2 separate regions of the Homo sapiens genome follow, and region 1 is linked to region 2. The links are chromatin loops, found by intact Hi-C in ENCODE. Cell type or tissue: endothelial cell of umbilical vein. All regions are shown on one strand. Each heading gives the region's core, and the rest is flanking DNA. Links, peaks and the distances in the headings are about the cores only.

Region 1 (10,922 bases), core at 4,119-8,118, 690 kb after region 2:
AAGACACAAACACACACATTAGCCTAGGCACACAGGGTCAGGATCATCAATATCACTGCCTTCTACCTCCATATCTTGTCCCACTGGAAGTTCTTTAGGGCAATAACACATATGGAGCTGTTAGTCACCTCCTATGATAACACTGCCTTCTTCTGAGGCTGTTTTGCTGTTAACCTTTTTTTTATATAAGTAGGAGTACCTTCCAAAATAATGACAAAAAGTATAGTATAATCAATACATAAACCAATAACATAGTTGTTTATTATCGTCAAGTATTATATACTGTATATAATTATATGTGCTATATTTTTATATGGCTGGCAGCACAGTAGATTTGTTTACACAAGTATCACCACAAACACGTGAATAATGTGTTGTACTAAGACCTTAAGAGGTCTATGATGTCACTAGGCCATAGGAATTTTTCAGTTCTATTATAATCATGTGGGGCCATCATGGTATATGCCATCTGTCATTGACCAAAACGTTCTTATGTGGTGCATGACTTTATATAATTTGGGCATACATATTTCCCTCTGAATAAAATCTCTGCTACTTGATGTTACTTGGCCTCTCTGAGCTCCATTTTATCTATAACATTAGAATAAATGTACTTAGAAATGAACTTCAGCATGATTGAGAGGTATATATAAAATGATGGAGGCCGGGCGCGGTGGCTCACGCCTGTAATCCCAGCACTTTGGGAGGCCAAGGCGGGCGGGTCACGAGATCAAGAGATCGAGACCACGGTGAAACCCCGTCTCTACTAAAAATACAACAAATTAGCCGGGCATGGTGGTGGGCGCCTGTAGTCCCAGCTACTGGGGAGGCTGAGGCAGGAGAACGGCGTGAACCCGGGAGGCGGAGCTTGCAGTGAGCCGAGATCGCGCCACTGCACTCCAGCCTGGGTGACAGAGCGAGACTCCATCTCAAAAAAAAAAAAAAAAGATGGACTTAGTGTACCCCCAAACCCCTATCCATCCCCCTCAAGGTTTTTGGAGGTTTTATACTTCCTCCACCCTCCTCTTTTCAAAATCTGTTTAAGGGGACGGATTCTAGTAAGATCACTCATACTTAGATGCAAATAAGACTTCAAGAGTCACCTGCCTAAGCATGTGTTTACCAGGTGTCAAAGGTTTTAAATCAAAAGAATGAATCTTTAACTGTGGAATTTTAGGAATTAATTACTTATTGGGGGAGATATTTATTTGTTCAGATATTCAATTCCCTATGCTTTTGTGTTCCAACCATAGAAGTGGTAAGCAGTCTGCTAGCTAGACTAGCCAGCAACCAACTGGACAAGGTGAATACTAAGGAATATTAAAAAGGGATACTTTTCTACGTAGTCATGTTTTTATTTAAATACACACACACACACACGCACACACACATACACACCACACACACACGCAGGTTTCTTGTTTCATCTATGGCTACCTAATATGGATTGCTAGAGGTTTATTTTATAGCTGAGAAAAATGAGGCTTAGGTGACATACATCAAAACGTGGGGGAAACAGATCCAAACCCAAGTAGTCTATTGAAGTAAAAAAAAAAGCAGCTTAAAATATTTAAACTTTAAGACCAGATGAAATTCCCATTTCTTGACCCCTCCTACTGTCTCTAATAGTTATTATTGTCACCAGATTCTCAGTTTCTTCTTTGTGCTGGATACTTTAAATGTATTATAAATTGCATAATGTCCAATCCTTCACAACATAGTTTAAAGACAAGCATTATTATCAAGTTTTCATACTGTAGGCAGTGAATGTCAGAGGGTTCATATTGTACTGGGCAAGAACTCCTTGCTCATAAACCCCCCAAATTTTTCCATCCTCCTGTCTCACTAGTTGGGAATATACTTGAATTATCCCAACGATCAGAATTCACATTTTTCTTTAATTAAAAATTTTTAGAGACAGCATCTCACTCTGACCCAGGCTGTTCTTCCTACCTCAGCCTTTCAAGAGCTGGGACTACTACTACCGCCACGCCCAACTAATACCAAGAATTGAAGTTCAGTGTCACATCTACTTTTGAAAATCTTTGGGTGATAACACTATGGATGAAAAGGGTACAAGGTCCCTTTTATTTAGGAAGATCTACTCTAACCACTGCCCACTAATTTAATATTTTTTCAACTATGTTTTTGTAAAGATTGTAAAGGAAATATCAACTTGTCCGCTGACAGTTTGCACTAGTATAAATGGGTAGCTGGGAGAACAGCTTCACTCTACACAGGCACATACACGTGACTGGAGTTCAATATATTATTATATATATATTCGATATATATATATTCTAAAATAATGACATACCTATATATCTATACTGAACACCATCCTTGCATTAAGTTCCTATTTTTGTGATTTGCTCTCTATTGAGAATAAAATATTGCCACCTTGTGGAAGTTAGAAGTTGTGAAATCAGTGCCTTCCAAGTTCACTCAGTTTTGTTCAATTTGATAAATATCAATTTGCTTCCATCCTGTCTTAGATCATCTGCAGGGTATCTGGTCACAAAAATAAGTAAGACATGGTTTCTGCCCACCAAGAACACAATATCACAAGCATGAAGGTGTGGAAACTGTCAAGGATACGCCTTGGACAAATTGCATTGCAAAGGACTGCACCCAGCAAGGTCATGAGGGAAGTTTATGTGGAGTGAATGACTCTTGCCTGGTGGACTACTGAGAAGTAGTTAGGTGGATAAACAGTAGACTAGCGGGAACAGCATGAACAATAGCCTGGAAGTATGAAGACGTATGGGTCTTTCAGAGAAGCAAACATTTCATAGGCTTAGAACTTAAAATTTGGGAAGAGGAAGAGACAGAAGATGAGCTTGCCAAATTATCACAGACTGGTCCCAGAAGGCATAAAATACCATGTTGAGATTGTCCTTTACTCTGTTAAGTGAGGCAGGGAGATAGTTAAGATTTAGTAAATCAAGCCTTGGAAGAGAGGAGCATTGTTTGGAGGCAGTGAGAAAACTATGGTGGATCAGGCTTCAGTTCTATCAGTGAAGGAGAGGCAGGACAGAGGAAGTTACAGAAAGGCCGTGTGGTATTGGACTCACATTCAGAGACTCTCAAATATAGACATCTAATATTATCTTCAAGTGAAAGTATGCATTCAATCTCAGACAAACACTGACAGTTTTGAAAGAACATATTATCAAACAATTTTAAACTTGTATTTCAATATTAGTCATATTTCCCGTAACGCAGTCTGAATTTTTTATAAGCCCTATAATTTTCTCATGAATAGCACCATTTTACTTGCATTGAAACCATTAGTTCATTCAGTTTAGTATTTAATATATATACAGTGATAACTAACTTAGCATTTTTTTTCAGTATGTTAACATACTGAAAGTTTCAGGAAATGAAAATGTTGTAGGCCTTTTTAAAGGGTTGCAGAGGTCTAGCTAGGCAGTGGTGAAAAATTCGAGAGAGAAGAGACTTGAAAAATATTTGTTGAAGATTCATGAGCAGACATGTTGTATATTCATTATAAAGGTGGGGTGGCCAACTGGCAGATTAAAGAGAAAGGAGGAATCCAAATTGACTGCCTGGTTTCTCCTGAAGTGTCTCATAGATGGTAGCACTTTTAGCTGAGGAGGGATGAGGCATGTTTTATAGGGAAAAGAAATAGTTTCATTTTGGGTATTTGGAATTTGAAAGTCTCGAGAGCTAGTCAAATGGATTTCTCTAGCCAGCAATTAAATATGTGAAATTGAAGCTCATGGCAGTGTCTAAGGCTAAATATAGAGATTCAGGAATTATTAGCCTAGGGAAGGTAATTAAAAGTATGAAAATGGTTGAGATCACTTAAGGAGAGCTTATAGCCTGCAAAGAGCAATAAACTCGGGATGCTCCCTTGGGACTCTTCTTAAATCTGAAAGATGTTTTCACACGGGCAGGTGAGTCAACCTTTCTTGTGCAAGCTGTGACTACTAAAGCCATCTTAATTACATGAACATGTAAAGAAAAGGAAAGCAAACCAATAAACAAACTAGGTTTAGAGGAGGAATTTGAAATTCTCTGCTAATTGGTGAAACCAAAATGTCTATCATAGAAGTATTCTAAGTAGAAATATAGCATAAAAAGATTCCATGTAAAGAGGAGGAAAAATAATTGGAGAGCAGGAAATTTGGGGGAAGATTTATGAGGTAAAAGCAGAATTCTTCAGTCAGTTTTACAGTCTTGATTCAGTGTCTTCTATCATTGCCAGAAAACTGTCTAAGAATAAACTTTTCACAGCAGTTTAATGAAGAAAAATGAAGAATTTGGAACTGGCCTCATTTTTATCTATTGGTAATAACTGAGCCAATTTCTCAAAATGGGCACACAAAGAGAGTATTTATGGTAAGCTCAAAAATGACCCCCGAAGATGTTCAGGTCCTAATACCTGGAACCTGTGAATGTTACCTTATGTGATAAAGTGGACCTCGAAGATGTGATTAAATTAGGGACTTTCAAAGGAAGAGATTATCCTGGATTATTTGGTGGGTGGGTCCTAAATGCAATCACAAATTTTCGCATAAAGTAAAGATGGAGGGAGATTTGACAGAGGCAAAGAAGGCCATGTGACATAAGGACATGTAAGCAGAGTCAGAGAAGATATGATCCTACTGGCTTTGGAGATAGAGAAAGGGCCATGAACCAAGGAATGCAAGGTATGACACTTTCTGTAGAAGCTAGAAAAGGCAAAGAAAAAGACCTCCCGAGACAGTACAGGCCTGACCATGCATGGGTGTCAGCCCGGTGACTTTGTAAAAACAGCTTTCAGAAGTGAAAAAAATAAATTTGTCTTGTTTTAGGCCACTAGGTTTGTTGTAATTTGTTACAGTAGCAAATATAAAACTAAAACAGTACTTTGAACTTATAAAATAATTTCACTAGAGATCTTCAAAGATATTCTTAAAAAAAATTTACTTAAGCAGAATTAAAATTATTTAATGTTTTGACAAAGTACAAAATAAAGTCTCAAAAAAAGTTGACACTGTCCCAACCTTATTCTCTGGAGAACACTGATAGATGAAATTTAATCTTGAACTATGAGAGTGACATGATCAGTTAGGTTAGTCATAAGGTTATGGAAGAAACTTGAGTAGACTAAGAGTTGGTGCCTAAGAAAGGCTAATAATTTGTCACCCATCCAAACTAAGAAATGAATAAATATTCATCCATTATAGTTGGCAGAGTCACTTCCATCATGGTAATTTTTTTTTTTTTTTTTTTTTTTAGTTTTTAGTTATTTCTAAGTTCCTGTCTGTGATCAGAGAGGTACCTGATTTTGCCATAATTGGAGAGGTTTATCTGTGAGGTCATTAGAATTATATTTCTGAATTTTCCAGTGGTGGTTTTCAGACTTTGCTCAGGTAACAGAGTAATGGTAGAGATATGAGACGTAAAGTGCACTGATTGGCTCTTCGGAGGGTAGGGATTGTGCTGGCTTTGAAGTAGGAGCTCTGAAAAGGATCTCAAAGATCCTATCAACTTGGCTTTGCTTCCTGATTGCTCTGTATGTGATTATCTACCTGATCCAGATCTCCAGCGTTTTTTGAGGACTACAATCATACCAGCAGGAATTTAGACACATACATCTATCCATACATTCCTTGTGTGTCATATAAGAATTGGATTGAGGGCTTCATGGAAAACTGACAGAGCTATTTACATTACCTGAGATTTTGATTAACAATAATTTATATGATCTCCTCAGAAACATGTTTTGCTTAAATTACATGTCAAGGTATTTATTTAGAGAAATATGATGTCACAAAATATTCACAACTGTTGAAATAAATAGTCTATACAAGTCTTCATTGTTTTGCTTTGCTTTTTCAGATTTCTGGGGCTTTGACAGTTTTCAAAATAAAGCTTGGAGAAAAATTACAAAATAGGGCGTAATGAATTTCTTAAATACACTGAAACTATCGGTGCAGGCGTGTCACTATTACTTTCCTGGTTTGATCACTGGGAGTCATCCAGTTGATACACAGCCTCCTCAGGAAACTTAATTTGGAGAGAAAATAGAGAAGGATTCTCTATGACTGGAGGAATGTGGATGACAGTGTTTTAATAGAATACATGTTATGATAAATGTCAGTCACACACTCATTAACATATTTGTATCTTGTGTTATTTTAAAAATTCTGTGTTAGTCTAATTAAACAAATCTACGCCATTGGTGATAAAGGTATAATGCAAGACTTCCTGCCAATGAGCATTTTAAATTGAGCCCAATTATTGTAATGGGTATCAATAATTATCTACAAAGTTTATTGAAATTTTAGAATGTTAATGTCTGTCCACAGGACAAGGTAACTTATGATAGCCAATAATGAATGATAGGGCTTTCCAATGCCAAAAAAAGATGGAAAAAACAATGTGTGTTTGTAGAAATATATCATAGCCATATCTTGTTCTTTCTAGTACAAAATCTATTCTGTCATCTGCAGATGAACATTCATAGTGGCAAATTTAGTTCAGTTTTCAAAAAAAATCTTTCAAATGTATAAATAGTATGGACTAGCAGTAAACATTTATTTTACTGTGCTCCTACTTTTTTCATTAAATCTAAGCTTTAAAAGTTCTGGGAGTATACTGACACCTAGAGGAAAACAGCTTTAGGTATCATTTATTTCCAGTGGTTCTTACAGCCGCTTGTAGATAGATAAAACTCTCATGGCTGGGGCTTATTTACAATGCTTTTTTTTTTTTTTTTCTTTTCTAGGTAGACTTTAAATTTAGTTTCTATAGGAGTATCTCATAGTAAAAGGTATAGAGTAATATGGAGGAAAGAGAAGGAAAAATTAAGAAACCTCATCCTTTAATGAAATAAGAATTCATACCAAGATTAAACAGTATCCTTGTCACTCAGTAATGCCCTGTTCTGAATGGCCACAGCTACTTTCTGAAGTCAGTAGTTTGAAGATAATTTTTTAAAATAAATTGAAGGCAGATTTTTTTACAAGTATATATTATGCAGTTTATTTGAAAGAATGAAGTTTGTATTGGAACAAAATTATGGTATTATACATATATGCCTAACAGTTTGGGACTTGTTCTATGTCTACACATGCTGTAAGAATTTATTTATATATTTTAAGTCTAATTTGGGGAATCAGAACTAGATATGCATAGTCTGATTTTGCCTCAAATACATGTTCTTTTAGAGTTTAAATTGAAACATCACAGTCACTCAGACACCGAACAGGGAGCACTAAACGTATTGGGAAGGGTTTCAATCTTTCCATGGTAAAGGGACATAAATACAACTTGAGTATGGGAGAGATCTATTTTGAGCTTGCCTCACAAAGCTGTGAAAGCACAAAAGAGGCAGACGGCGCAGCCACAAATGAGGCTACTGAAAGGAATGTTGCCAAACCCAGGAGCTCCCACAGCTATTTGCATAAGTGCTAGCAAAGTTCCTCAGCCGATCTGGTCCTGCACCCCAGACGCGGAGAAGCAGATGAGGCAGCAGATGACCATTTACACTGCCAGGGTGTGTGAACCAGGGAACATCCCCCACATTACTCACTAAGTAATGAGGAGGGGACTTAGATATGTTCCACAATTCAGATGGGCCTGCCAGTTGGCCCCTGAGCTTCATTCTGTGTGATCCATACACAGCAGAGACACTCAGGAGGCAATGCAAATGAATCAACAGACAGCACTGAGGTCCCAGCAGCAGCAGGCAAGGTACTGCCTATGCAACAGGGCGTGATGACAGATAATTAGCTGTGACATGCCCTTCAATGGCAGTGGGATGAGAGTGTTCAGATGGAAACCCGTGTGCAACATGGTATCACGAACCAAGAGATTTAACTTGGGAACCAAGAGATAAATTCTTTTTTTCCAAATCATTTTTTTAAGGAGGTAGCTGGAAAGAGTTAAGTTTTCATTATTCTAGGAATAAAAGTTAAAATTTGTTAAGCAAGTACTACATTTTAGGTATTGGGAGATATACTTACCATTATCACTTCTGATGTTCTAAAAATCACTATTTTGTAAGAACCGCCTTTATTTTACAGATAAAGAAAACAGGCTTAGAGAAGTAATGCAACTTGCTCAAGGACACATTGCTAATAAATGGAAGAGACAGGAAGCCAAACTAGGGCTGTTTGAATATAGAATTAGTCTTATCATGTTGCCTATCACAAACAGATGTTGACTTATTTCCCCTAAAGGAAATTTGATAGAATGTCCTCTCTTGGCCTTTTCTTCTACTCTTTAAGTTTCCCTTATGTTGTTTATATTTTTATGTGCCATTTTTTAATTTCTTCTTCAAAATGTTGAGTTTGTTATTTTAAAAAATCACTCCAAAGGATACTACTGAAACAACTGGAAAATTTGAATATGGGCTATATATTAGAACATAGTATTGCATCCATTTTAAATTTCCTGACAGTTGTATTGTGATTATGTAAGGGAATGCCATTGCTCTTAGGAGGCACATACTAAAACAGGGATAAAAGGTCATAATATCTGCTATTTACTTTCAATTTTGTTCAGGAAAAATGTTCATAATAATGATACGCACATAGGCATGCATGGAGATAGAGTAAAAAAGCAAATGTGCAAAATACTGACAATTGTTAAATCTAGGTGCAGTGTCCATGGGAATTTATTTTATTCTTGCAATTTTTCTCTAAATTATAATTTTTTCAAGGTAAGTTAAAATAATTTTTTTAGGCTTCTCAGGCTAGTTTTGAAATCTTTAAGTGTACATGTACACAGTTAACTGTGATTTCAGTATTTGTATTCTCAGCAGCTGAATGCAGACGATTCCCAGAGCTGGCTAGCCCTTTCACCCTTGTCAGAAATTATCAATGTCTTTGGTCCTGGCATAATCATCTATTGTACGTGGAACCATTTGGGTGATATGCCACTCACTCTTCATTTTGTGGCCCGGAAGGGCTTTATGATCAGTGATCATGATGAAGGGGGATAATGTATACAAGAGAGTTTTAGTCGATAAAGAAGATACATTTTTGTCATTGTTATTTAGTTGGAAATTTCAGCCATGTGGAGATTATTAATCACACAAACCCATTTCTACTCAAATGAAAATTTCATTTCTTCTGCTTTCAAGAATCACATGAACGTTTTTTAAAACCAGAAAAGGAATAACAGGTGTCTTCACTGTTCATTTCAGTTGGAGGCATTTGATGTTCATAATCAACATTTTGAAATATGTTCAAAGGTGCCATCTTGTGGTAATATTCTATTCAGTTTTTAGCAGATATAGTGGCAAAAGTCTGAGTAAATCTGAAGACCAGAAAGAAATAACAATGGAGAAATACATTTTACAACATGCCAGAAGCCTATATTTTGGAGCATAAATAAAAAAGAATGCCAGAGTGTATTTCCATGTGTAATTTACTTATTTAATCAAAGTGCTTAATGACTCTTCTTACTCATTTTGCTAAGTTTCTATTTGAAAGCCATGTCCTTTTTTCTCTTTTCCCCAGATTAGAAGTCTAAATACTTCTATATAATAGGAGAACACATTAAGAATGAACTTCTGCTTTAGTGTTATACATTCTGAAATAAATCATTCTTCACCGAGGTTTCCAGAAGCATCACCTGCTTTTTAAAAATTTTTATTTAAAAAAGTCAAGGCTGATAAAGAATGATCAAGGTCTCCTGCCCCAGCCTTTCCTATACACAGATGACACTTTTTCATACAACTTTTTCAGCTCTTCAAATTATTTCTTCTAATTTTGCCTCTGTTTTTAAATGTATTTTTATCTTTTTAAAAAATTTAGAGACAGTAAGTTTTGATATTCTACCTTGGATGATGAGGACTCAGCTTTTATCATAGCCTTGCTCACCAACATATTTTACTTCATCCTTGCTTACATTTTTCAATTTAGTTATATCATATTTTTGTTATTATTTAATCAATTTCTTTTACTATTTAGATGGAAATTTTGTTGTTTACAGCATACTACATAGTACACTACAATGACTTTCTTTTCTGAAACAAATGGCTGTTTCCCTAGAATTAATAATTATCCCACTTTTTAATTTGTTTGGTGTTTTATAATCCTTTTTGGATGAATTCCTCTAATCTAATAGAACTGAATATATCCTTTCGACAAGGTATTTTACTGTCCACACACCTCCAAGGTATTTACTGCCCACACACAAGATATTTTACATTCCACACACCTCCTATGGAGATATAACTTTTACATTCTTCTGTCTCCTTCACTTGACATAAAATGTAGTTTGTGTTCGATCATTTCTTACTTTATGTTAGGTCATTTCCAATAGATAAGAATTTTTTTGGTGAGTTGCAGACATTATTTAAGCTAGCTCAGGTTTGAATCTTTCTTCTCTAACAATGGTGAAATTTAGAACCTTTAACAGACAAATCATTCAGGGCTACAAGATAGGTCCTAAAGTAAAGGTGTATATTACTGGCATCCCCAGGTATAAGAGAAAGACAATTTATTAGTGAATAATGGTGTGTTTATTTTGCAGAATATTCGTGAATGTGTTTTTTTTCTCTTTTCCTGTTATAAAAAGCAGACAAATCAATAGATTAGACTATTTAAGCATGGAATAATAGAGAATAAAATCGTAAGACTGTAGAATTCTTTAAGGCCATAGGAACTATTGACCTACTTTTCTTGATTATAGGGTACATTTTTTCAACAATAGAAACATTTGCATTCCCAGAATATTGCTCTCTAGATAATCAGTTTTTTAAAAATTTTGATTTTCTAATCCTCCTCTTTGCCCTGAGATCATAATTATTATCCTTTATTTGCATTGACGTCATTCTTCTCTTCAAACCGTTATTAGTGTTTTTAATAAGTATTTATCCAAAGCTTATTACATGCAAGACATTCCACTAGGATAAGGATAGGGAACTATACAAAGATTTGGCTCTGTTTTCCCAAAAC
Region 2 (10,922 bases), core at 2,403-6,402:
ATCTACAGTAATCGATGAGTGTTTTTTATACTTGTAGTTGTTATTCAACTTCTGTAATAATCCTTTTTATTTATTTTTACTTTAGTAAATTAGGTAAAATTTAACAGTTTAAATGGTAATCAAAAACCTAAAGCTTGCTACCAGAAAATAGGGTTTTGGGTTTTTTTATTTTTCATTTACTATATTTATATGACTAGGCCCATGTCCCATCCCCACCTCCCACATGGTTCCTATATTCACTGCCAATTTTTAGGAGTAAATATATGATGTAATTTTTCTCCTAACAAGCTGCTGTGACTGTTGGCAGTAGAAAAAAATAGGAGTTGGACACAAAGGAAATAAATGGAAGAACAGTTGAAGAGGCCCAATGACTCCTATTGGGTAAAAATGAAAGGAAGAGTGTTTGATCACAAACCATATCTCTGAGGTTGCTTTCTCCAAATACTGTGAATGCAAAATAATTTCATTCAAAAGCAAATATGAGTTTGAGGATATTTTATTTTACCTGAGGAAATCAAAAGGAATAAAGAAAGAAAAACTAATGATCGTCAGTACCTATATTACACAAGGGCACAAAGTACTTGGCCAGAAGGCATCAGGTCGGAGAACAGTTCTTTACCGACTGCCTCCATTTTGTCCAAACCAGGATTTCTTCTGATTGATTGGTGCCAGTTTATATGGATTGTTAAATATTTTGAATAGCACCCTTGGCTAGTGCTCTGTAAACACTGACTTAATTCTCACCACAAGCCACTGAGGTTAAGTATTATTATCCCAATGTACAGATAAAGGGATTGTGAAATGAGGAGGAACATTCATGTCCACAGTGGTTTGAGACTCTTCCTCAGGGGTCAACTCTTATTCCTAAACAAGTACAGAGCTGTACCTTTCGCATCTCTGTATCTAGTGTCTAGGAGAGTCCTGCCATGTACTTGGTGCTCAAAAATGGTTTACTCAATTGAATTTAACAGACAACTGTTCATTTTACTGGGATGAAGAATATCTCCCCTACACGTACAAGTTTCACATATAGGTGAAACTTGGTTCACATGTGGGGCCCAGCTCAGGATTTTGCAGTCCCACCTTCTCTTTCAGACTATAATTATAGGAATTTAAGAGTTCTACCAGTTTACCCCAGCAATAAATACATTGCAGAAAATGTATTACATTAATCGTTCTCCCTCATTATAATGCATTTCTTCTCAAGAAAGAGGCAAAAAATGCTAGAACTCTACCCTAAGTGAATGTGATACAGAGGAATATTTAATACCAGTGTATTTATAGCAGTGTTATTTGTATTAGACACTGAAAACAAACTAAATGTCTAAGGATGGGAGAATGGCCTAATTAATCATAGTTAAGATGCATGATGGAATGTTACGTAGTCATGGTGAATCACATTTTAATTAATTTGAGATTTTGTATTTAATAAGCTTTTTATTGAAGTGTAATATACAGAACAAAAAGTGCACAAACTATAAGTATAAATAATTCTCATTAATTTAAAAAGAATTAATAATGAGGCAACTACTTAATGGTGCCTCTCAAAAACTAACTTCTTTTCTCCTCAAAGAGATTCATTATTTTAACATCAAATAGGATATAGGGAAATAGCTATTATCACATAAGTGAAAAAGGATGAAGCAAATTGTACAGTGTTCTCTAATTATGTGATTATTTATATGTAATTAAATGTGCAGAAAAATGCTAGAAGGAAATAACTAAAATGTTATCAGTGGTTGTATCTTAGCAATCAGAATAGGGGTACTTTTATTTTTTTCTTATCGTAAATATACATGGCACTAATAAATACTTTTCAGGATAAATGTTATTTAAAGGAAACAAAATATGTTAAAATCCATTGTAAACATGTTTTTTTCATATTTGTCAGAAGCTGGCACTATTTTTCTAGTCCTAAAATGTAGAAGAGCTCAAAAAGTTGCCTAGAAAATTAGGCTATTACATACGATTATATTTAAAGCAATATATCTCCTATTAGAACATGGATAAAATTATGATATGCTTTTGATTATACCATGGACATTAATTACTGAGAACCATAAGTTCCTACCATGAAACTACACATGGTATGGTTAATTCTCCTAGCCAGTGTGATTTTTGCATTGCTGCCAGCACAAACCTTATAAGGTTCTCATTGTGCCAGTTTTGTCACATTCCAGAGAATTTTCTTCCCATCCTTATGGCTTTGCTTGGAAAAGAATGACTAGAAAATGATGCTGGAGATCATAAGGTCAGTCTAGCCGAAATTGTACTGACAAAGCAGCAGAAGCTTCTGGAAACAGATCTAGAGTTCTGGAAATCGGCCAAGGTCCAGGGGTGTGTAGATGACATGTTCTGCATTTTGCTTAAAATTAACTAGAAAAAAAATTGTATCTGTTTGCCTTTGTTTTTACAGAAGTCAGATAATATATTGATGTGAGAGTAGAGCTGTGGAGAAAGATATAGCTCCTAAAAATGCTTTAAATATATAATCAAGATTAGTTGGATTCTTTCCTTCTTGTCCTTCCTCCTAATATTTCTTTCTTCAATTGCATGTTTATTTTGAAAACAGATTAGAATTTACTATTCAGAGGGATGTATGAGATCTACAGGGAATGAAGCAAGAACTAAATAGAAAACAAATGGAAAGGAATTCAACAAAATAATTCACAATATGATTTATCTAGGAAGAGGGAATCAGAAAAACTTTCCTAATCAGAAAAGCTTCCCTCTTGGGAAGTCCATTTTCCCAGAAGGAGCTGGAGAAAGGAACAAATGCTTCATCACTGATGGTAAAAGCCTGTCCTCTATGCACACAGAGGGCCCTGGTTCTGCTCTGCACTGTGGAGAATTTCCCAGACTGAGTTGCCCAGGTTGTGGAGAGATTGAAAACACTGAGTTGGGAGAAAAGGAGTGGAAATGGTTAGGAGTAACTATGGCTCAAACTTCATAAATAGTAATTATGTTTACAAATTTTAAGCTTCAAACTGCTCTCCTTATGGTTCAGAAAGATACAATTTTTCCTGGAAAGAAAAGCCCAGAAAAGCGAATGTCTTAAAAAAAAAACAATCACTGCTTTAATAGTCAGACTGTAGAGTTTAGTGGCCAGCAGTGACCCAAAGTGGTATTTTTCAAGCCTTGACATTTATTTAATGCCTTTAATGTGGTTATATAAAAGTGTTTCACATACACACTATTAATATTTAGGTGCCAGGTGGCTGCTATGCATAGTGTTTTATTATTTATAAGTCTGTTTCTCTGGTTCACAGGGAGATGAGTGGCTGTCATTGACCCAAGAAGGATTCTTTTAACATCATACATTAATTTCTTCAGAGAAAGAATAACATTACCTTATAGTTTGGTGGTAGAGCAAAATATATTAATTTTCTAGATAGGGTCAATAGAATCGTATGGCAATTGTGCATCTGTAGCTAGTGAGGACTATAAGCTTGTGCATATTGCTTATCGTCTCTGAGACTCGGTTTCATCATCTGTCCAATGGGAATGTTAACGATATTTTTTGAAGGAACACAAGCCAAATACCTGTCAGAGTACCTTGAAAATAGAACATGCTTATAATTAGTTTCCTACCTTCCTCCATGAGTCTCAGTTTTCTCATCTGAAAAACCAGTGGGTTAAGTGTGGAATGTCGAATAGTTTCATTCCATATGATAACTCCAAGCAATTGATATGAACTGCTTACAGCGTTCATGAAAAAGATTTGAAACCCAAGGTGGGAATATCATGAAAATGCTAAGTAGATGATTCTTGCCTACCTTGGATAAAGGAAAAAAGTGGCTGCACGTGTGCTGCTGCCTGTTTCTCAGCCCTCCCAGATACAAAAGCCTCTGGTTTTGAACTTGACCTTTGTGTTCATGAACTACCTTGGGTAGAATTAAGGAAACCTAATTAGGATCTTTGTTGCTAGCACTTTAAAGCGTTACTAATAAAATTCAAGTACAGCCTGGCAATTTCCCTAGTCAGTTTAGTCAGTTTAGGGACTCTTATTCACAGACATTGCACAGAAGCTTTCCTTGCCAACTTTTGGCCAGTGAAGCTCTAACTCAAAGGCTGGTATTTGAATATTTGCCAGTAAAAACAACTCTGTGGAGTTTTATTACCTTATATATTCCTGAAGGAGCCAGGATAAGATCTCTGCTTATCTTATTTCTATAAACTATTCCATGCACCTTACTTCACTCCTCTGAATTTCTTAGGAAGAGAACAGAGAACAATATAGTTGGAAGAAATTAGATGTCAACAATTCGATTGTTAATAAATATAACTAAGAGTGCAATTTCAGAAATTAAATGTATTATTAGGTATAATTGCTAAATTTGTTGAAACTGATTTTTTAAATATTAAGTTCTGTTTTCATGTTTTTTTACTTTTATTATTAAAAATAGCAAATATTTTGAAAACATAATTTTTAATTGGCTCCAAATCTCACAAGTTTAACCTAGCCATCATGATTGGGATTCATTCCATTCTAGTTTTTGTGTATTAGAATATACACCGGAACTTTTTAGTGGTTGTAAATAGAATACATGTATAATTTTGAATTCTAATCATTCAGTAAGAATTATATTTTCTCACTTTTCCCATCTTCATTATAAACAAATGAGGTTATTTTAATTACAATATAGTATGTCACTGGCATTTGGGTAATAATTAGTTAGCATTTTACTCCTCATAGGGATTTTATATTGTCAAGGCCAAATCATGATTTCAACTTAGATCTGTTTTCTACACAATCCAACATGGGAAATCACACAGATTGACAAAGCTGTCTTGTTGTTCTATTGAAAAAAAAATTTTGTAAGAAAAATAAAAATAAAAGTCCCATATCCCATTTTAAAACAAAGAATTGAGAATATGTCCCAGCTAAAACATTTTAAATATATCATATTTTATAATAAATGCAATTTCACTGCTTCTAAATAACTCATGGAGTTTGAATAGTATCCTGAATGTAATGATAATGAGTTTGAATAGTACACTGAATGTGCCATGATAAAATGACAAGATGATATCTGAGATTATCATTATCATCTTAATGTTTGTCAACAACATGAGAGCAGACACTGGGTCGTATGCTATGGAAATGAACCTTGACTGGGCATAAATGGAAAGTGAGTGGAATGTGGCCACTAGGGCTCTGCTTACGTGAATGTCTAAGGAACTGCCACAGGAAATTTTTTTTTTAAGAGTTGAAATAGGGAGGGAGACATCACACGCCAGGTCCTGTTGGGGGTTAGGGGACAAGGGGAGGGTGAACATTAGGACAAATACCTAATGCATGCAGGGCTTAAAACCTAGATGATGAGTTGATAGGTGCAGCAAACCACCATGGCACATGTATACCTATGTAACAAACCTGCACATTCCCAGAACTTAAAGCAAATTTTAAAAAAAGTTGAAATATAGTTAAGAAGTATAATATAGACTGGTTTCTGAAGAAGACAGCCTGGGTGACCTTTTTGTGTGACCACACAGAGTCTCTTAAACTCTTTGTTTCTCAGTTTTTTCATCACATGGCTGATGTAAAGATTCAACAGAATAAATATGTACAGCTCTTTGAACAGTGGCTGGCATATAAGTACTCCCTCAATGGATTTTAGCTATTATACTACAAATTTGTTTCAAAGACATGAAGCGGAATTGGAGCAGATTCTGAATAAGGCATGATGCCTGTCATTCTGATTATCTTCTAGCTCAGCAACTAGGAACTCATGACTGACTCTAAGTATGGAAATCTAGTAAAATTTTAAAAAATCAAACCCAAAAGGATCATTTTGTTAAAAAGTTTGGTTCTCGAGAAGAAAAGCAGCAAGGCAAAGCATTCTGCCCAGTAGATGCTGACACTGGTATCCTCAACATTAGTCAAGTCCATCTTTGATGCTGTCATTGTCTAAAATTATCAACAGCAGTACCTTGAGGTAACAACTAGTGACACATATGCCAGTTTGCCACTAACAGAAAAAAATGACACAATCCCAATGAAGCTGGAGAGAAGAACAAAATATGAGATGAAGCACAAAAGAATGTTCCCAAACTTCTCAAAGGAGAGGGACTATTTCTGGAGGTAGAGTCAGAGCTAGAGGGAAATTATGTTTTGTTATGCTTATTTTTACCCACAGGCAGTTATGATATATCAAAGCCAGGTTTCAGGTGGTGTGCACAATGATTTGCTACAAAAGTCTAAAAACTGATTCATTCAACAGGTATTTACTGAATACCTACAAAGTGCCAGGTCTTATGCACTTGCACAAGTGAGAGTCAGACAGATTATATTGTAGAAACAAAGGACTACAAAATCTCACTCATTAACGACAAATGTTATTCCTTATTTATGCTATAGGTCTCTCACAGGTCAACGCAGGATCTACTCCATCATCATCTTCACTAGCACACCCAGTTCGATTGAGGAGCCTTGACGTGGGATATTGATGGGATATTGAGAGAAAAGAGAAATGGTGAATCAAGCACTAATCTCAAAGCTTCTGCACAGAACTACTTACATGTCACTTCCTCCCATGACTATTCCTAAATTCAGCCAAAAGGGGACACATAATCTCTTACGGGGGAGGGCACCACGGGGAGAGAAACCCGAATATTTGGTGAATAGTAACACAATCTACTTTGTTATAGAATCTGTCCTCAATGGTCTTACAGTCTAAGAGCATTACATTTAGTTACGGTAGTCTTAAATATGATACTAAATGAATTGAATAGCCAGACATCTGTGAAAGTAAAACTGTGATAATACAAAGTCAGTGTGCTTTTAAGTTTCAATTGCTTAAAGTTATTTGGAAGTAAGGATCACATGAGTTCAGAGCCCCAGGATTCAAAAATAACTCCGGAATCTTTTATCACTCCCCAAAGGAAAAGCAATAATAAGTAAGTTACCAGACATTCATGTAATCTCTCTGAAACTGTAAGACTAACAAAGGAAAATTTTCAAAAGGCAGAAATACTTTATTATTTATTTGCAATAGAAATTATTCAGCCGGGCGCGGTGGCTCATGCCTGTAATCCCAGCACTTTGGGAGGCCGAGGCGAGTGGATCACCTGAGGTCGGGAGTTCGAGACCAGCCTGACCAACATGGAGAAACCCCGTCTCTACTAAAAATACACAATTAGCTGGGCATGGTGGCACATGCCTGCAAGCCCAGCTACTCAGGAGGCTAAGGCAGGAGCGACAGAGCGAGACTCCATCTCAAAAAAAAAAGAAAGAAAGAAAGGAAAAAAAGAAAAGAAAAGAAACAAAGAAATTTTTCAGTAAATACATACAACAGCATTGATGGCCTGGAGACATACCACCTTCAGTTGTGATCCTGGCAGATGTGATAGATTCTACAAGGTTGGACAGGTTAAATTCTTGCAAGGAAGTCCTTTCTGGAACACCCAAGAATTACAGAAAGTTTAGCTATCTTTCAGATGAGATTTCATTCTCAGTTTTACTTGTTCCATGACCCTTCCAAACTACACACGGGATTCTTTTCATTCAGTTGCCTTGGCCAGCATTTTATCACCAATAGTCCTATTTTATGTAACTGAGTTTGCCTTGCCCTTTACTGCATTTAGGTAAATGGAATGGTGTTTTTTAGACTTCCGAAACTATTTGTAGACCTTTTCCTTCACAAGTTTGAAATAGATGTGAGGCATTCATTTTACTCAGACAACATTGAGCCCAATTCACTTGGGAAAATGCATCTTGATGTGTAATTCATCATCCAGAGCCTGTCCACTATTCTGTTCCTCCCTGAGAGTAAATTAGGCACTTTGAAAGGTGCATTAAACTCTTCCTGGCTACTAGGTACCATTTAGAACTGTGGGGCAATAATTTACTTCATGGTACCTTGGTGACCTCAAAAAGTTTATATTGTTTTGAAAGTTCTTAATTTTCTCCCACTAAATAATTTATGCATTCAGAGGTTGGGTGTGCTTATGTTTCCAGAGAGACAACAGCTATTGAATAGCATAAATAAGATAAAATAGTCATGCTAGTGTAGAAATTAAATGTTCACAAATGTGTTATCGAGTCTATCCATAGAATAAAAGTGTAGCTTATAAAACAATTATTGCTTTGGATTTCATGTTTTAAATTTACAAGACTGTGTTACATTTTGTTGTAATTAGTAATGCTTCATAGCTACAAGGATTACCAGATCCATATCACTGCATTTTTCCATAGCACAAAACACATTTATCCAAAGTAAAAATAGTGTGCTAAACATACTGAAGTTTCTGACAGACACTTATATTTCTCTTCATTCTTTCATTCACAGCAGAGTTTCATCCATATTAAATAAATTGGTTAAGTTTTGATACCTCCTACTTTAATCACTCATCTTATGTACTAAAATGAACCAAATTAAGTTTGAGCCAACAAATAAAAGTGATATGCTTTGAGTTTTGCTGTCATTTGGGATAATTAATAATAAAAATAAACATTGCATTCATCAATTCTAAGAAACAAAGACTTTCACATTTTAATGTCTCTAAAATAAGAAGATGTCTTATAATTGATGGTGTGCCTGAGCTCTTTTGGCAGCATTTTTTCTCTCATTGTCATAAAATGATATTACATTTTAGTATTGATGGCAACTTAAATTTTTGAAATATAGCAGGACAACTTATTTTGAAAAATTGAAAATAAAGCTCTATGTGAAAATGGAGAATGATTCCAAGAATATGAACATATCACCATTTAGGTGGCAGAAGTTGATAATGTTTTCATATCCATTTCAGTCACCACTGTCCCTCTGAAATGAGTTTATCACCACTAACCAGTTTTGAAAACGTTTGAATGGGACAGATGCTGATCATGTGATGGAAGTAAAACCTATGAGAAATTTTAAGAGAATATATATGTAGGTCATAACAAAGCAGTGGAAATATTTGTTTTAAAATAATAATAATAAAAGATTATTCTTGCTACTCTCCAAGTGATGGAGATGAAATAGTGAATCACTATTTCACCAATGAAGCATAGCTCTGGGAAGAAGAAATGATTCGATAACACTTTTACAATGTTGGTGGGAGTGTAAATTAGTTCAACCATTGTGGAAGACAGTGTGGTGATTCCTCAAGGATCTACAACCAGAAATACCATTTGACCCAGCAACTCCCATTACTGGGTATATACCCAAAGGATTATAAATCATTCTATTATACAGACACATACACACATATGTTTATTGCAGCACTATTTACAACAGTAAAGACTTGGAACCAATCCAAATGCCCATCAATAATAGACTGGATAAAGAAAATGTGACACATATACACCATGGAATACTATGAAGCCATACAAAAGGATGAGTTCATGTCCTTTGCAGGGACACAGATGAAGCTGGAAACCATCCTCAGCAAACTAACACAGGAACAGAAACCAAGCAAACACCAGATGTTCTCACTCATAAGTGGGAGCTGAACAATGAAAACACATGGACACAGGGAGGGGAACATCACACACCGGGGCCTGTCGGCGGGTGAGGGCAAGGTGAGGAAGAGCATTAGGACAAATACCTAATGCATGTGGGGCTTAAAACCTAGATGACCAGTTGATAGGTGCAGGAAACCACCAAGGCACGTGTATACCTATGTAACAAACCTGCACATTCTGCAAAAGTATCCCAGAACTTAAAGTAAAAAAAAAAAAAAAAAAAAAAAAAAAGTTTATAACTTTTGCCAGAAGGGATCTATAAGAGAATGCTTTTTATCAGAATAACTTTTATATGTATCCACTGAAATAGGTTCAATCATATCTAGTATTAATCTCTGGATGTAACACCAACTCCACACCTCGAAGACAACAGGGGAGACAAAGGCAGAGCAACAACAACAACAAAATGATGTAAATTTTACAATATATCAAGATATAAAATTCAGAACCTATGCCCTTGATGTTATCCTGAATGATAAGATGATATTTACCGACAAAAATCACATGATTATCTCCATAGATGCAGAAAAGGCCTTTGACAAAATTCAACAACGCTTCATGCTAAAAACTCTCAGTAAATTAGGTATCGATGGGACGTATCTCAAAATAATAAGAGCTATCTATGACAAACCCATGGCCAATATCATACTAAATGGGCAAAAACTGGAAGCATTCCCTTTGAAAACTGGCACAAGACAGGGATGCCCTCTCTCACCACTCCTATTCAACATAGTGTTGGAAGTTCTGGCCAGGGCAATCACACAGGAGAAGGAAATAAAGGGTATTCAATTAGGAAAAGAGGAAGTCAAATTGTCCCTCTTTGCAGATAACATGATTGTATATCTAGAAAACCCCATCATCTCAGCCCAAAATCTCCTTAAGCTGATAAGCAACTTCAGCAAAGTCTCAGAATACAAAATCAATGTACAAAAATCACAAGCATTCTTATAAACCAATAACAGACAAACAGAGAGCCAAATCATGAATGAACTCCCATTCACAATTGCTTCAAAGAGAATAAAATACCTAGGAATCCGATTTACAAGGAACGTGAAGGACCTCTTCAAGGAGAACTACAAACCACTGCTCAACGAAATAAAAGAGGATACAAGCAAATGGAAGAACATTCCATGCTCATGGATAGGAAGAATCAACATCGTGAAAATGGCCACACTGCCCAAGGTAATTTGTAGATTCAATGCCATCCCCATCAGGCTATCAATGACTTTCTTCACAGAATTAGAAAAAACTACTTTAAAGTTCATATGGAACCAAAAAAGAGCCCGCATTGCCAAGTCAATCCTAAGCCAAAAGAACAAAGCTGGAGGCATCATGCTACCTTACTTCAAATTATACTACAAGGCTACAGTAATCAAAACAGCATGGTACTGGTACCAAAACAGAGATATAGACCAATGGAACAGAACAGAGCCCTCAGAAATAATGCCACACATCTACAACTATCTGATCT

The links. Hi-C counts contacts between places; a loop is a spot of excess contacts. Peaks named below come from ENCODE experiments on the same cell type or tissue, not always from the same donor. Only the 100,000 strongest peaks of a DNase experiment are listed, where the experiment ranks them.
Region 1: it touches region 2 in a loop (4-fold over the local background); 6 of 110 quality-filtered maps call a loop at or near these places.

The regions. Positions count from the first base shown.
Region 1 is chr9:12,715,333-12,726,254 of GRCh38, reverse strand. All of the region lies in intron 3 of LURAP1L-AS1 (LURAP1L antisense RNA 1), which reads left to right. Among named protein-coding and RNA genes, the nearest start is that of TYRP1, 27 kb to the right of the region's middle. In endothelial cell of umbilical vein, for the core only: a CTCF peak has its summit at 6,608 (motif pointing left); no DNase peak of the experiment used is centred there.
Region 2 is chr9:13,403,873-13,414,794 of GRCh38, reverse strand. It overlaps LINC01235 (long intergenic non-protein coding RNA 1235), which reads left to right. Exons shown (of 3, transcript NR_033863.1): 3 at 6,362-8,415. Among named protein-coding and RNA genes, the nearest start is that of LINC01235, 22 kb to the left of the region's middle. In endothelial cell of umbilical vein, for the core only: no CTCF peak of the experiment used is centred there; a DNase peak (open chromatin) is centred at 4,064; H3K27me3 peaks cover 504 bases.